2 separate regions of the Homo sapiens genome follow, and region 1 is linked to region 2. The links are chromatin loops, found by intact Hi-C in ENCODE. Cell type or tissue: PC-9. All regions are shown on one strand.

Evidence for each region. Hi-C counts contacts between places; a loop is a spot of excess contacts. Peaks named below come from ENCODE experiments on the same cell type or tissue, not always from the same donor. Only the 100,000 strongest peaks of a DNase experiment are listed, where the experiment ranks them.
Region 1: a loop joins it to region 2, with 2.5 times the contacts of the local background. A loop is called at or near these places in 2 of 110 quality-filtered maps.

Annotation. Positions count from the first base shown.
Region 1 is chr2:235,316,004-235,324,003 of GRCh38, reverse strand. No RefSeq gene overlaps it. Among named protein-coding and RNA genes, the nearest start is that of AGAP1, 170 kb to the left of the region's middle. In PC-9, no CTCF peak of the experiment used is centred here; a DNase peak (open chromatin) is centred at 3,463.
Region 2 is chr2:235,166,542-235,174,541 of GRCh38, reverse strand. No RefSeq gene overlaps it. Among named protein-coding and RNA genes, the nearest start is that of SH3BP4, 220 kb to the right of the region's middle. RefSeq lists a silencer at 2,859-3,045. In PC-9, a CTCF peak has its summit at 3,459; DNase peaks (open chromatin) are centred at 2,591, 2,951, 3,491 and 4,321; H3K4me3 peaks cover 649 bases; H3K27ac peaks cover 3,321 bases.

The DNA of each region.
Region 1 (8,000 bases), 150 kb before region 2:
GAGCTTGGACTTGTGGGCAACCGATAGTGCACTCTTGTCTTTTTGGAACTTTTATCACATTTTCTGAATACATGTAAGTTATGTTCATGGTTTTTTAAAAATGGGGCCAGTAAAGAATAAAGACAGCATAAGGAGGACATTAAAGTGAACTGTAGTCCTCCCAACCTCCTTTAAAATGCTGATGTCTGTCCTTCCAGACTGCTTTCCAGAAAAGAAAGGCAGATTATGAAGGAAGTGCCAATTATGGGAAGAGCAAGCCCCTACCCACAACCCTGGGGGTACTGTACCCGTCAGGAATGGAACTCTCAGAAGTGTATGAAATTGCACAATATAAGGCATGGACTCATGGACTTATTTATGCTGCAAATGTGTAAAAATTGTTAAAAAAGAATTACTTCAGGATAAAAAATAAAATCCTGCTGCTGCTCCCAAATCATCACCTCTCCCCAAATGTTTTAGCTGTGATACCGTAGATAGTATATATGTTTTTTTTTTTTACTTAAGATTATGCAGAGTATACTGTTTATTACCTACTTTTCTTACTAAACTACAAATTATGAACATTGCCCCATGTCATTACAAAATTTTTTTTAAGAGATAGGGGTCTTGCTCTTGTCACCCAGTGGTGCAATCATAGCTCACTGCAGCTTTGGACTCCTGAGCTCAAGCAATCCTCCTGCCTCAGCCTCCCAAGCAGCTAAGACTACAGGCTTGAGCCACTGTGCCTTGCTCAAATTTTTTTATTCGCTGTATATACAAGGATGAAGAAGATAAGCTGGTAAGTCAAATCAACTGGGTTTGAATTCTGGTTCTCAGAATTACTAGCAATATGTCCTTAGGTGAGTTAATTGACATCTCTGTGCCTTATTCCGTCCTCTGAAAAGAAAAAAGATAATGCTAGCATACACCTCATAGAGTTGTTGTGGGAAGCTGAAACCAAGTGCTTTCAGTTTGCAAAGCAATGCCCAATACATTCTATTATTATTTTTCTTTTAATGTAAATTTTAATGGCTGCTTAGTAGCCCACCACATAGATATTCTACAAATTATTTTACCATCTGTGAATTTTGTGTTTCCATTTATTTGCCACTATAAAAATGATATGATGAATAACTTTTTTTTTTTTTTTCCTGAGACAGAGTCTTACTCTGTTGCCCAGGGTGGAGTGCAGTGGCGCCATCTTGGCTCATTGAAAATCCTGGCTCCTGGGTTCAAGTGATTTTTGTGCCTCAGCCTCCCGAGTAGCTGGGACTACAGGCGTGCACCAGCGCATCTGGCTAATTTTTGTATTTTTAATAGACATGGGGTTTTGCCATGTTGGCCAGGCTGGTCTCAAACTCCTGACCTCAGGTGATCTCCCTGCCTTGGCTTCCCAAAGTGTTGGGATTACAGGCGTGAACCACTGTGCCTGGCCAATGTAATGAATATCTTAGTGCCTACCACTTAGACAAAATTCCTAGATTTATAATTTTTTTGTTTTTTTATTTTGTTTCTCCATATATAGTGAACTATGGAAGTGGACTTTTTGCAGCATAATTTTCATTTATAATGCAGTCTAGATAAAGTTCAAAATAGTCAAGTGGGGTGGGTGTTTGTTGCATAGGCTTGCTACTTCGATGTATATAAGAAAATACACTCATCATTATCAACCAAACAGAACTACTTGTGATGCTTGGGATATCCTACTTGTCCTCAGACAGTGAGTGCGTAGATAACTCTCTGGAGAAGGGGTGACTTGGTGGAGCCAAGTGTTTGCCACTGGGGTCACACCTGGGCTCTGTCTTCATCCCCTCTTCCACGGGGTCTCTTCTTCCAGGTCCCAGGCACTAAATCTTGGATTTCAGGCCTGCATGGCCGTCTTCTTGACTGTGTGGACCCCACCGGGCACTGCCGTATCTCTCTGGCCCTCATGTTACAGGACAGGGGTCCCGATCCAGACCCCAAGAGAGGGTTCTTGGATCTCATGCAAGAAAGAATTCAGGGCGAGTCCATAAAGTGAAAGCAAGTTTATTAAGAAAGTAGAGGAAGAAAAAATCGCTCCTCCGTAGACAGAGCAGCCCCGAGGGCTGCTGGTTTGTATGATTATTTATTGATGATATGCTAAACAAGGAGTAGATTATCCACGCCTCCCCTTTTTAGACCATATAGGGTAACTTCCTGTTGTTGCCATGGCATTTGTAAACTGTCATGGCGCTGGCGGGAGTGTAGCAGTGAGGATGGCAAGAGGTCACTCTTGTCGCTATCTTGGTTTTGGTGGGATTTGGCCGGCTTCTTTATGGCACCCTGTTTTATCAGCAAGGTCTTTATGACCTGTATCTTGTGTCAACCTCCTATCCCATCCTGTGACTTAGAATGCCTTAACCGTCTGGGAATGCAGCCCAGTAGGTCTCAGCCTCCTTTTACCCAGCTCCTGTTCAAGATGGAGTTGCTCTGGTTCACACGCCTCTGACACTCACAACACACCTGCTTAGCAGGACTCCTTTCCCCAGGCTTCTCAAGGCTTTTGTGATTTCGTCCTCCTCTGCCCACCAGGAGGGATGAGAAGGAGCCAGGTCTGAAATGGCAAGGGGAAAAGGGTTCCAGGCGTTGGAAAGAGCAGGAGGGAGGCAAGACCAGGTACAGAAGAGGGACTTTGTGGCTGGACACACAGGCAAATGCCACGGCTTCAGGGGGAGGCAGCACCCCCACAGCCCCCGCACTGGCCAGCAGGGAGCCATCAGGCCACCTGGCTTCCTTCTCCCTAGAGGAGTTTGCTTTTCATGCCTTTCCCAAGTGTCTCTTTAACTCCATTTATCTACAACTCGGCCCTGCATTGCAGTTATGGCTAATTCGTCCACGAATCAACCAAACCAAAGGTTAGCATTTTAAAATCAGGTTTGAGTTGTAATTCAATACAAAATATAAAAGGGAGAGGAGCATAGGCCCTTCGCAGAGCCAATCCCTGCTACTTCTCATGGATCCCGTGTATTTGAGATGTCAGGGACATCCTGTCTCCATTGGTTTTGCAGCCACTGTGACTGGCTCCCAAGCCCACCTCCTCCCTGAAGCAGCAGCACTCGCCCTTCATCCAGCCATACAGTCCCCCTTCTATACCTGGAGATCCCGTCTCCCTCCTGCTGTTTGCTCTGTCATTTCATATGTGGCTCTTTCTCATCCCTCCAGGTTCATCTCAAGTGCCACCTCCTCAGAAAGGCCCTCCTTGACTGCCCTCTAAGAGCAGTCCCTCCGTAGTCACCGTGAGGTTACTCTTCTTGTATAAAGGATATGTAGGAAATCATCTGAAAACATCATGTTTTAGGTGGGTCCTCCCCAATGGACTGTAAACTCAACAACGGCAGGGAGCTCGTTGTCTTTTTCCTAGGGCTGTGTCCCATGCAACAAATATCTGCAGAGCGAATGTAGGTGCGCAAGCTAGTAGCTTTGCGGTGGAACAATACAAAAATGACTCACATCTATAATCCCAGCACTTTGGGAGGCCTAAGCGGAAGGATCGCTTGAGCCCAGGAATTCAAAGCCAGCCTGGGCAACATGGCCACACCCTGTCTCTACAAAAACATACAAAAATTAAGTGGGTGTGGTGCTATGCACTTGAAGTCCCAGCTAATCAGGAGGCTGAAGTGGGAGGATTGCTTGAGCTCGGGAGGTGGAGGCTGCAGTGAGTAGTGATTTTGCCGCTGCATTTACCTGGGTGACAAGAGTGAGAGCCTGTCTGAAAGAAAGAAAGAAGGAAAGAAAAAGAAAGAGACGATGTTGGTTTCCTATAAGAAATTACAGCAAACTTAGCTTAACCAACACAAATTTATCCTTTTTCAGTGCTGGGTCAGAGGTCTGCAAATAGGTCTTACAATGGGGCTGGTTCCTTATGGAGGCTGGAGGATGGAGTCTGTGTCCTAGCCTTTTCCAGCTTTCTTACCTCTATCTCCATCTTTCTCTACCTTTCCTCCTGATCAGGTGTTTCCTGGGGTAGAGAGGGGAGAGGGGCTGGATTTTGCTCAGAAATATTGGTGATCTCTGTTAAGTCTCCATTGCCTCCTGGGCTAACTCTATGTCATTCTCTGGCTTCCCATGATGCCACCTATGTTTTCCCAGGAAGCAGCTAGTTGTGGGTTTTGCTTTCTGGTGGGTGACCCAGCGGCCCCCTCACTGTGCAGAAACAACTGGGGAGGTTAATCAATTCTCTGGCTATGCTGATCCCTGGAGGCTGCCTGTGATTGTTGCGGAAGGCTGAACAGTAGGACTACATGGCCGGGCTAGGCCCACAGAGTGCCTTCTTCCCCATAGCTTTGCCTAGGAGGCTGTGGAAGGCTGCAGTGCCCACCTAGGGCCATCTGTATACGTGTCATTTGAACAGCAACAAGAAAGATCGCTGTATACCTAGATTATTGACATCAGAAATGACAAAATGTATCATTGATAGCTTTGAGGACATGAAACCCAAAAAGAAAAGCAGAAAAATGTACGCTTGTTTCAGGGAAATTTACAATAAGAAGGAGTAGGCAGCTGTTGCCTTTACTGCAAATTCCACAGGGCATGGGGCGTGGATTTCTTTTCTCCACGGCACTTATTTCTTTCAATGTACAATGTGGTTTACTTATTTATTATTATTACCTTATCATAAATGCAAGCTGCTCAAGGCTAGGTTCTCCCCTCCCCCATAGATTAATCCCAAGCACCTAGAAGAGTGGATGGTGGATACTCAGTAAATATTAATACAGTGAATAAGTATGGGTGGGTGAGTTTCTCAGAAGCTGTCAGGTGACACGGATTTAAAGAAAACAAAGCTCTTACCACCTGCCTGGCCCTTATAAAGGTGTGGCAGTTTTCAGAAAAAAAGCGAAGCAGGAATGTAAGGAAACAATCTAGTAGAGGAATCCTCACTGGAACATCAAATACAACTGTATACAATTAGTTACTCTTGCATGGATTAACTGATCCACAGTCCTATGAAGAAACCCTTACACCATGAGCAGGGCAGGTATGCAATTCACAGTTCACCCAATTTGATGTTAGGTTAATTTCTCGCATAGCTGTCATTGATCTCCTGGGAACAGATCTTCCTACTGTAATACTATTTCTAGGATAAAATCAGTTACCACTAAACTTTGACTCCTCACAATTGGCTCCAATGTGAAACTCTGCTGCAGGATCTAATTCACTTTTTTTTTTCTTTTGTGACAGAGTTTCGCTCTTGTTGCCCAGGCTAGAGTGCAATGGTGCGATCTCAGATCACTGCAACCTCCGCCTCCTGGGTTCAAGCGATTCTCCTGCCTCAGCCTTTTTAGTAGCTGGGATTACAGGTATGCACCATGACACCTAGCTACATTTTTTTTTTTTTTGTATTTTTAGTAGAGACGGGGTTTCACCATATTAGCCAGGCTGGTCTCGAACTCCTGACCTCAGGTGATTTGCCCACCTCAGCCTCCCAAAATGCTGGGATTACAGGCCTAAGCCACTGCGCCTGGCCTCTAATTTACTTTTTAGCTCTTCTATGGAGGTTTAATAACATTGTTAGTGAAAGCTAATTTCTCGCTTCAGACCTATCCTTGTTTATTTCAGAGTCTAGTTCTTTTCTTGTAATTTTGACTCCTCTTACTGTTGATTGTGTCTGTGGTTTGATGTGGGATATTGAAGTGCTCATTGCTGAGTGTCTGTTATGGAAGATTGCTTTATGGTTTTTGGATCCCAAACTCATGTTAAGTGTTGTTGTTTTTTTTTCTTTTTTTCCTGTGGAATTCATGAGGTTTTCTGTTTTTCTTCCTCCTGCTTTACTGAAATATAATTGACAAAATTGTATATATTTAAGGTGTACCATGTAGTGATTTGATACGTGTACACACTGTGAAATGGTGACCACAATCAAGTTAGTTAACACATCCATCACTGCACATAGTTACCTTTGTGTGTGTATGTAGATCTTGCTAAAAGATCTATTCTTTTAGCTAATTTCAATGGTGTGCATTAACTATAGTCACCATGTGATATGGTGTGGCTGTGTCCCCACCCAAATCTCATCTTGAATTGTAATCCCCATAATGCTCACATATTGAGGGAGGGAACTGGTGGGAGGTGATTAGTTCATGGGGGTGGTTTCCTCTATGCTGTTCTTATGGTAGTGAGTGAGTTCTCATGAGATCTGATGGTTTTATCAGCATCTGGCATTTCCCCTGCCACACACTTCTCCTTCCTGCCACATTGTGAAGCAGGTGCCTTGCTTCTTCACCTTCTGCCATGATTGTAAGTTTCCTGAGGCCTCCCCAGCCATGTGGAACTGTGAGTCAATTAAACCTCTTTCCTTCATGAATTACCTAGTTTCCGGTATGTCTTTATAGCAGCGTGAGAATGGACAAATACACCATGCTGTAATTAGATCCCTAGAATTTATTTATTCAGTTAGTTATTTTTTTGAGATAGAATTTCACTCTTGTTGCCCAGGCTGGAGTGCAACGGCATGGTCTCGACTCACTGCAACCTCCGCCTCCTGGGTTCAAGTGACTCTCCTGCTGGGACTACAGGCATGCACCACCACGCCTGGCTAAAATTTTGTATTTTTAGTAGAGACGGGGTTTCACCATGTTGGCCAGGCTGGTCTCGAACTCCTGACCTCAGGTGCCACCAGCCTTGGCCTCCCAAAGTGCTGGAATTACAGGTGTGAGCCACTGCACCCAGCCCAGAATGTATTAATCTAACTGAAATAGACCATTTTACCAATATTCCCCCATTTTCCCCACCTCCCAGCCATAGGCATCCATGGGGTTTTTTTGTGCCTCAGGTGTGTCACTGCTCCTGCATTATTATTATTTTTAACCATTAACTTCACAGCTTGGAGTTTCCTGTGACTATGAAATCAAACTCCAAACCGGCAGGAGGCAAAGGTGGTGTTTTATTTTTGAAGGGAGGCATTTCTCCTGTCCCAGATTCTAGCGAGTCACAGGCTTCCTGCTTCTTTTCTTGGGCTGGTCAGCACATTTTTTTTTCTAGCTCCACATGAAAAGCCCTGACGAAGCGTGGATCTCCACTCTCCCATTTCACCTCCTGCATAGACTCACCTAAGCTTGTCCTCTGTGGCTGGGTTTGTCTCCATGCCCCCACCCACCACACTCCATCCCTTACCCAGCACTATTGTTCCTGACCTAACTAGGCATTGTTGTTTTTCATTTTAGTTCTATTTTTTCCTGCCTTTTTAGTAGAAGGATTTTCACATTCATTTTGTCAAGCATCTTGCAAGAAACAGAAGTACCTTTAGTTTACATCCCACTATCCCCTCTCTTAGATGCAATAACTGAGGAAGGTGGGGAATGGATCTTCTCGGTGTCTTTTTCTCTTATTGTTGTAGCATCAGAAGCCTTGACCTTATCTCATTGCAGTCTATTACTATAACCCTACAGCAGTGGTTCTTGGCTTAGGATGATTTTGCCCCCCAGGGTTCAATCAGCAATGTCTGAAGACAGTTTTAATGTTGGGACTAGGGGGCTGCTGCTGTCATCTGGCCTGTCGGATGCCACTAGACATCCTATGATGCCCAGGAGGATCCCACAACAAAGAATTATCTGGTCCCAAATGTTCGGAGCGCCACAGTTGAGGAACCTGGTCCTAAAGGAATGGCTCTTTCTTTCTTTCTCTTTCTCTTTTTAAGTAGAGATGGTATCTTGCTATCTTGCCCAGGCTAGTCTTGAACTCCTGGCCTTAAGCAATCCTCCTGCCTTGGCCTCCCAAAGTGCTGGGGTTATAGGCATGAGCCACCGCACCTGGGCGGCACTTTCTTAATTATTAGTCATCACTGCGTGTGGTATTCTCTGTCTCCTCCCTGGCCCCAGCCATCCTTCTCACTCCTCTGCTCTGAGATCCCTCCCAGATCCACAGCTTCCGTCTCCCTGCCTGCTGGCTTCCTGTTGGCTTGGGTATTTGGGAGGCACTAATGATTGACTATTGAAGCAGGGAGAGATATCTGAATGTTTCTTTCCAGGCCTTATTTTGGTGATGGCTGTATCCCTGCGTGTCTG
Region 2 (8,000 bases):
AAATAGAAGCTGAAGCGGCCAAGAAAATCTCACAGGCAAGGCTCGATCGCTCACTCACCGGCCCAGAATGTGTCCTGGCATAACCATTGCCAGGCCCCTGGAATCCTGAAGAGTTTAAAGAATTCCAGGAGGCAGCCACATAACAGAGATGCAGAATAAACTCCAAATCAGCCACCTCCGAAGGGATGAGGGTGCTGCTTCCAAGGCCCTCAACCCCAGCTCCCAGAAGGATAGGGGGTTTTTATGTTTTCTTCTCAGACTCCTTCCTTAAATTGTCTGTAAAACTAAAGCAGCCGAGACATTTTCTCTTAAATGAGTTAAATGGGCCAACATTAATAATAATCACTAATATTCGTTCAGCACCTTTTTCTACTAGGCATTGTGATAAGCTCTTTCTACATCCCCCTGTAGCTCAGTTAGAGCCAAAGTCTTCCATAGAACCTAAGAGCCCATGAGACGGTCCCTACCCCTCTGCCTCCTGACCTCCTCCCCAGTCCTTGTCGTCCTCGGTCCTCAGACACACAGATCAGCTCCTCCTTCAGGGCCTTAGCACTTGGGCTGGCCTCTGCCTGAACAGCTCCTCCCAAATTCTCAATCCACACAGCTCCCTCTCACCACCTCCGGGCCTCCCCATGGACACCTACTCCTTAGAGGAGTGTTTCTTGGCCTTGGGCATAAAATCGTCCCGCCAACCCTGTTGTTTTGTGGGGTATTGATCATCTTCTGACACCTATTGATGTGTGCCCTGGAAAGGTGAGGGTTTGTCTTTTTTATGCCAAGTTTCTATATTTAAAACCGTGGCTGTCCAAAGAGGATATACAGAAGGCCAATAAGCACATGAAAAGATGCTCAGTGCCACTCATCATCAGAGAAATGCAAATCAAAACCTCAATGAGACACTACCCCACCCACTAGGATGGCTATAATAAAACAAAACAAAAACCTGAAAATAACAAGTGTTGGCAAAGATGTGGATAAATTTGAATCTTTGTGCACTCTTGGTGGGACAGTACAATGTGCCACCACCATGGAAAATAATATGGAGGTTCCTAAAAAATTCAGCATGGATCCACCAAATGCAGCAATCCCACTTCTGGGTATACGTCTGAAAGCATTGGAAGCAGAGTCTGAGAGAGATGTTTGTACACCTATGTTCACAGCAGCATTATTTATAATAGTCAGACTTTAGCAGCAGTCCAAGGGCCCATCAGCAGATGAATGGCTGAGCAAGATGTCTTAAGTACACACAACGGAATACTCTGCAGCCTAAAAAGGAGGGAAATCTTGTGACATGCTGCCACATGGATAGACCTTGAGGACACTAAGCTGAGTGAAATGAGCCAGCCACAAAAAGACACACACTGTATGATTCCACTTACATGCGCTATCTAAAGTAGCCAAGGCAGGGCGCATGGCGCCTGCCTGTTATCCCAGCACTTTGGGAGGCCGAGACAGGAGGATTGCTTAAGCCCAGGAGTCTGAGACCAGCTTGAGCAACAAAGTGAGATCCCTGCCTCTATAAAAAATGGAAAAAAAAAATATTAGCCAGGCATGGTGGCATGTGCCTGTAGTCCCAGCTACTCAGGAAGTTGAGCTAGGAGGATCACTTGAGCCTGGGCAGTAGAGGCCACAGTGAGCTATGATCGCATCGCTGCGCTCCAGTTGGGGAAACAGAGTGAGACTCTGTCTCAGAAAACCCCCAAAACAATACATAAATAAATAAAGTAGTAGTAGTCAAGTATATAGATACGGAAAGCAGAAAGGTGGTTGTCAGGGGCTGTGGGGAAAGGAGAAAAGGAAATTGTCGCTCAGTGGGTATAAAGTTTCCTTTTTGCAGGATGAAAATTTTCTGGAGATGTGCTGGGGTGCACTTGGTACCTGGATCCTGGATCATGGTGGATGAGAAGTGTCCTCCAAGTCACCTTCCTACTGCAATGTGGTGCTTCTGGTCTGGAAGAGAGATGACCCTGAGTCCCTCCCTATGTCCACGCCTAGGCCCCCTCCAGGGGTGGAGAGTGACAACAGAACAAAGTCCTCTCCCACTGAGGCACACCACTCCTGTTCCAGGGAAGGGAATATAGGGCTTCAGGGCAGGGAAGGGAAATGGACAGGGCCGAGGATACCAAGGGGCAGTGAGCTGGGAGCCCGGAACCCATCCCTCATGAGAAGAGAAATGGTGACACCGGAAGCGAGCAGGCCCAGGACCCTGAACCGCACTCCATTGTCCCATCAGACTTTACTCACAAAACACTAATTCAGAGAGAAAATGATCTAGAAGTTTAAGACAGTGATCCCAGAGTGTCAAACGGCAAGCAGGGGCTCTTCTGGGTGGGACCCTGAGCAATGACCCCAGTCTCATATCTATGAAGCCAGCCCTGTGTGGGGGATGCTAAGAATCTCTGAAGGGTATTTGCTGGACATTAAGACTTTTCTGACCACCCCAGACCTGGCTAGAATCCTAGCCAGGGCAGGAACCTGGTCATTTGTGTCACAGAGCCCCAGTAATTCTCATGACTGGACAACTTTGGGAAGCACAGCCCACATGCCTGCTTCCTTGCCGAGGGAGTGGCAGGAAATACCGCCTGTGCCTAGGCAATCATTCTGTTATGTTTGTGACCCTGACCCTTACAGTCTGATTAGACCAGAGACAGGTACATGGTTCAAGAACAGATAACCTATAGGCTGGCTGACACCCTATTATGTAGCTTCACACAAAAAAGCTCTGCCAAACAGAAGCAGTGGCGATTGTTCACTCCAATTAGAGTGGTTTTTATCAAGATTGCAAACTGAAACTGGGAGCAGATGGAGAAGGACAGACAGACACACACACACACACATACACACACAGACACACACAGAGAGAGAGAGAGGAATTAGCTGAGTCATGTTGATGATAGAGCAACAGGGTCAGGATGAGTAGACATCCCCTCGTGAGAAGACATTCTCCAGACCTCTTGGCTGGTAGTTCAGCCATTGGGCTCCTAGGACCCTAGGACCATTGCTCAGAGCCTAACGTGATTTGTTCTCTTGGCAAAATGGCCTGATGTCAAGGCCATGCCATCCTTATTTTCAAGAGTTTTCTTGCCTCTTGTGATATAACCTGAGTGATTTTATTCTTGCAACAAGAAAGGATCATTTTCATTTGTCAGATGAGAAAACTGAGGTTCAGGTTGCTTAGGTAACAGGCATGACGTCATGAAGATACGCTGATGCCAAAGGTCAGTGTGGGCTGCCTCCTGAAAGATGGCAATACTTAGAATGTTGATCACTGGTGGGGGAGGAGGGGTGCAAAATGAGAGGCAGAGCAGAAAAGAGGTCCCTGAATGTCACTGGTGCTCCTACCTGAGGCCAGAAGCAGATCAATACCCTAGCTTCACCTGCATCCGGGTCAGATTGGCACAGGCGACAGGGCTCCTTCTTCTCTGACACTGTTTGCTGGCTGCAAGCCTCATCTCAGCCTCCTGGGGTGCTGTACGGATGTTATAATAGCCTGAGGCAATGACAGCTGCAGTCCTGGTGAAATAGCTGAGAAGGAATTTGCTTGTTCCTTTCTGGTGATCAAAAGAGAGAGAAGGCAGTCCCCCAGGCTGAGACAGTGGGTGGGGACCCACGTTGTGGCACCTCCCAAACAGGCCGAAGGGGAGAGAGCCAGCATTTTCTATGGGGCAAAGTCTTGTACACCCTTTCCTTGCTGCTCCAACTTTAATCGCCTTTATGGTTAATGCACACAGATGCCCAGGATCTTTGCAGAATTATTCATTCTCTGCAACTTTCCTCCTGGGGGTTGGCAGGAACTGCTTGGTTTGATTTTTATAACATTCTTAACTGTAAATGCTGTGGCCCAGGCTTCAGCAATGGAGTGGGAAGCTTGGGAAGTGATTGGTGAAATTTCTGACATAGAGCCCAGTGGGCTTGTCTTAAGACAGGATTCCTGTCAATTTCTTTGAATATCCATTCAGGGAGAGTCAACTCAGATGGAGGAGAAACACTCCTCCTGTTCCCATCTGTCATTTTTGCAAGATGTTTGTTTGTCCTAACTAATGGCTCACCTCGGGCCATCAGACATTTGTTTTTAATTTTCCTCCTTGGATTGAACCTGTTTTAGAAAACAGATTGTATGGAATATTCCAGAAGTTCACTTTTGTTCCAATAAACCAAAATATTCAGTCTATAAGGGATAACGTTTAAAAGATTCAATGCCCTTGGGAAAAAAAGTTGCTGAGTCAGAACTTGCAGTCTTTAAAATTTGTCTTAGGCTGCCTTTGCAGACTGAGTGACAGCATTTTCCTTGTCATAAGTCTCAGATTTCTAGGACAGAGGTAAAGGGATATGACTAAGAAAGGAGACTGCTCATCACTTTTTAATTCACAAGAATGAGCACAGAGTTTCCATTTCCGCTGGCTAAATTGAGTATGTCACTGGGGAGCATATCATGACTTGGTTGCATGGGGCTGCAAGAAGTAGCTTAATTCGGCCTCACCCACCAAGGCAGAAGGCCTGTCCTGCTCACTGCCTCAATTCCACTGAGTAGAGGACCTCCTTCAGCTGCTCAAGGGCCCAGCAGGTTGGAGGTTCCCCAGAAGTCCCCGCTGTTCCTCCAAGTGTGAGGCACAAGTTCCAAGTGAAAGACAGACAGAGGGTTTGTAAGCAGTGGGCCCCTGTGCTGTGATGGGCATGACTATCTGGGAAATAGAGCTTCCCTGTCCACACTTGCCAACCAGTCTCCTCTTGGCTGTAGTATTAAGGACAGCAAATGATCGTTGTTCAGCCAAAAGTTCTAATAGCCTGGAAGGTAGGGTACACTGACTTCCCAAGTCCCTGGCCAAGTCCTTTCTCAGCAATTTAAACCCAAATTTAAAACCAGGCCAAAATTTTGATCACTCAGCCGAACTGTACCTGATGTCTGTAGACTTTTTGAAGGTCTACTTCAACCAGTTTGTTGCAATAGTGGTGAAGTCTAAAATGCAATTGAGGGCCTTTCATGCATCATTGTCCTGGTGTAAATGTTAATAGCACTCACAAACTGTCCCACTTTTGATGACAAATTAAGTGGCTCCTCCAAGAGATGAAAGAGGATAGAAACCATAGGGTTTCTAAACCACCTTGCATGAAGGAAAAGACACTCCTTCACATAATCACCTCACCATTGCCACCATCACCATCATCACCACTACCATGACCATGACCACCATCACCATCATGATCAGCACAACCATCACCATCATCACCATTCACCATCATCACCATCACCACCATCATCACCACCACCATTACCATCAACTCACCATCGTCTTCACCATTATCATCATCACCATGGTCACTAACCCTCCTTACATTCAATGCAGTTTAGAAGGTGTTATCTGGTATTCTGACCTGATTTTATCTTTACAACATGCTGTAGGCAAGACAGCAGGGACAATTATGCCATTTGACAGGAGGGAAGGCTAAAACTCAGAGAGACGAAGCTACTTCCCTGCTCAATCTAGACCTCAAAGAGGTTTTCCCAGGGTGTGGCTCTTGCCCTCATGCTAGAAAGTGTTTGTCAGGCTAACAGTGAGGAGAGAGAGAGACAGCACGCGTGTGTGTGGCCTGTGTGCTCAAGCAGGTGTTTGAGGAGGAGAAACACATTCCAAGCAAAGGGAAGAGGTTGGCAACATAAGCCAATACTGTGCACTTTCAGATAACTGCTGTTTCTGCCTGGCCACTCCTTCTGAAGTCCTCTCGGGTCATGTGGCATCCTCTTCAAGCCCTGTCATGGTCTCTGTTCCCAGAGAAGGCAGAGTAGACTCTGCTTAGCATGGCCCCAGCGGCCCTTCCCCATCTGGCCCTGCTGCCTTCCTGGCCCCATTCAGTCTTCCCCAACCCCCTTCTTTAAAGCCTCTGTAACGCCTCTCACTGCTCCTTGAGCTGCTCTTAAACCCACAAGGGCTGTTTTCCTGCACATTATGCCTCAGCTCTTGCCTCCTCCTAAATGCCTTGCAAATCCCTTCCTGCTTGTCTGCCACCTCCTCCATGAGGCTTTGCTGTCAAGTCCTCCTCGGTGCCCTGCTGCACCCTGAGAATGCTTCCATTCTGACTGTGCTTGTCCTTTGTGTGCTGCAGCAGGGCTGTCAGCCTGAGCTGTCCCCTCAGCTGACTGTTTTCCAGGACCTGACATGAAGGAGCAGTCTTGGGAAAGGGCGGGGCTGTCTCTGCCTCGGGTGCTAAGGGCCACCCTGGGATAAGGCTCATGCTGTTTCCTCTGCTGGGGATGAGCCTAACCTCCACTGACAGGGAAAATGGGTGGACTTCCTATAGCTGCCTTTGGGTGGAGGAGAGGCCAAAGAGCCTATAGGAAGAGAATTTCCTTTAAGGGGAAAGGAGCCAGGCAGGATGACCTGGACCCACTGACAGCATTTTGGTTGTCAATAGGAAGGAGAGATTCTGAAAACAGCATCCTGGAAGTTAACTGAGCCCTCAAGGGCTCCTCCTGAACCAGTATCCTGGAGGAAGAGGACCACATGTGCAACCGAGTGAGCGGTGTGGTTGGATTAGTCTGCTGAGGCTGCCACAGAGTACTGCAAACTGGGTGACTTGAACAACATCCATTCATTATCTCGCAGTTCTGGAGACTCAAGTCCAACTTTAAGGTGTCTCCAGGGTTGGTTCCTTCTGAGGCTGTGAGGGAGGGTCTGTTCCAGGGCTTTCCTTGGCATGTGACAACTGTCTTCTCCCTGGGTCTCTTTACATCCGCTTTCTTCTATCCCGGTGTGTCTCTGTATCCAAATTTCTAGACACAGAGACAGATGGGGATAGGACCCTAGTCATATTGGATTTGGGCCCACCCTACTCTGGGATGACTTCTTCCTAGCTGAGATGATTGTAACTGCAATGACCCTCTAACGAAATACGGTCACATTCTGAGGTCCTGGGGGCTAGGACTGCCACATATGAATTTTAAGGCAGCATAATTCAGCCCATAACAATCACTGAACTCTGTGACATACTGGGACCCCAACAGCGCTTCTCCAATGCGGTGTACTATGATGGGGTGTATACAGGCACCACCACATCCGGCTAACACACCACTCCAGGCCATCAGGCAGCCCAGGCACAAGTAGCCTCCAGGAGAAAGCCGCTGAATCACGAGGACTGGCAAGGCCCCTGCTGTGCCCTGCAAAATGGCTCTTACTGGCCCTGAGCCATAGCAGGGACCTTGGTGCCAGGAACACAAGCCTAGCAGAGTGACAACAGGACCACACCTGCCCCATCCCTTAGCTTGGAAGTGGATGTGTTAGGAACCTCACGTGGACTCCCAGAGATTCTTGGCAGGGGGAGAGATCTTTGCAGAGGCAGAAAGGAGCCAGCATCAGGGCTATTTACAACATGCCTCCCTCTCCTACGGATTTGCAGGATGATAAAGGGGTGGTTTCTATCTTAATTCATCTTCATAACCCTAGAAACCAGCACAGCATCAATGCTTAATATATTTGTGGAGAATAAATGGGTAAATGAGATAGACAAGGCATTTTGGATCTCTGAAGGAAAATCAATGCATCAGTGAATCATTCCATTGGGCAGTGCAGGGCCCCATGGAAGATCACCCAGAAACAGGCAACACATGGCCCATTAACTCTGTCGTTTACTCAGTAAACAAGTTATTGAGTGCCTTCTCTGTGTTGGGCTCCTTTACCTGCCAGGGGTTACAAAGACGGCCTAGTCCAGACACTCGGATTAGCAATCCTGAAGAACAGATAAAACCGGAACAGAGGCCGGGCACAGTGGCTCATGCCTGTAATCCCAGCACTTTGGGAGGCCGAGACAGGAGGATCACTTGAGGTCAGGTGTTCGAGACCAGCCTGGCCCACATGGCGAAACCCCATCTTTACTAAAAATACAAAAATTAGCTGGGTGTGGTGGCACATGCCTGTAATCCCAGCTTCTTAGGAGGCTGAGGCAGGAGAATCGCTTGAACCCAGGAGGCAGAGATTCCAGTGAACCGAGATTGCACCACTGCACGC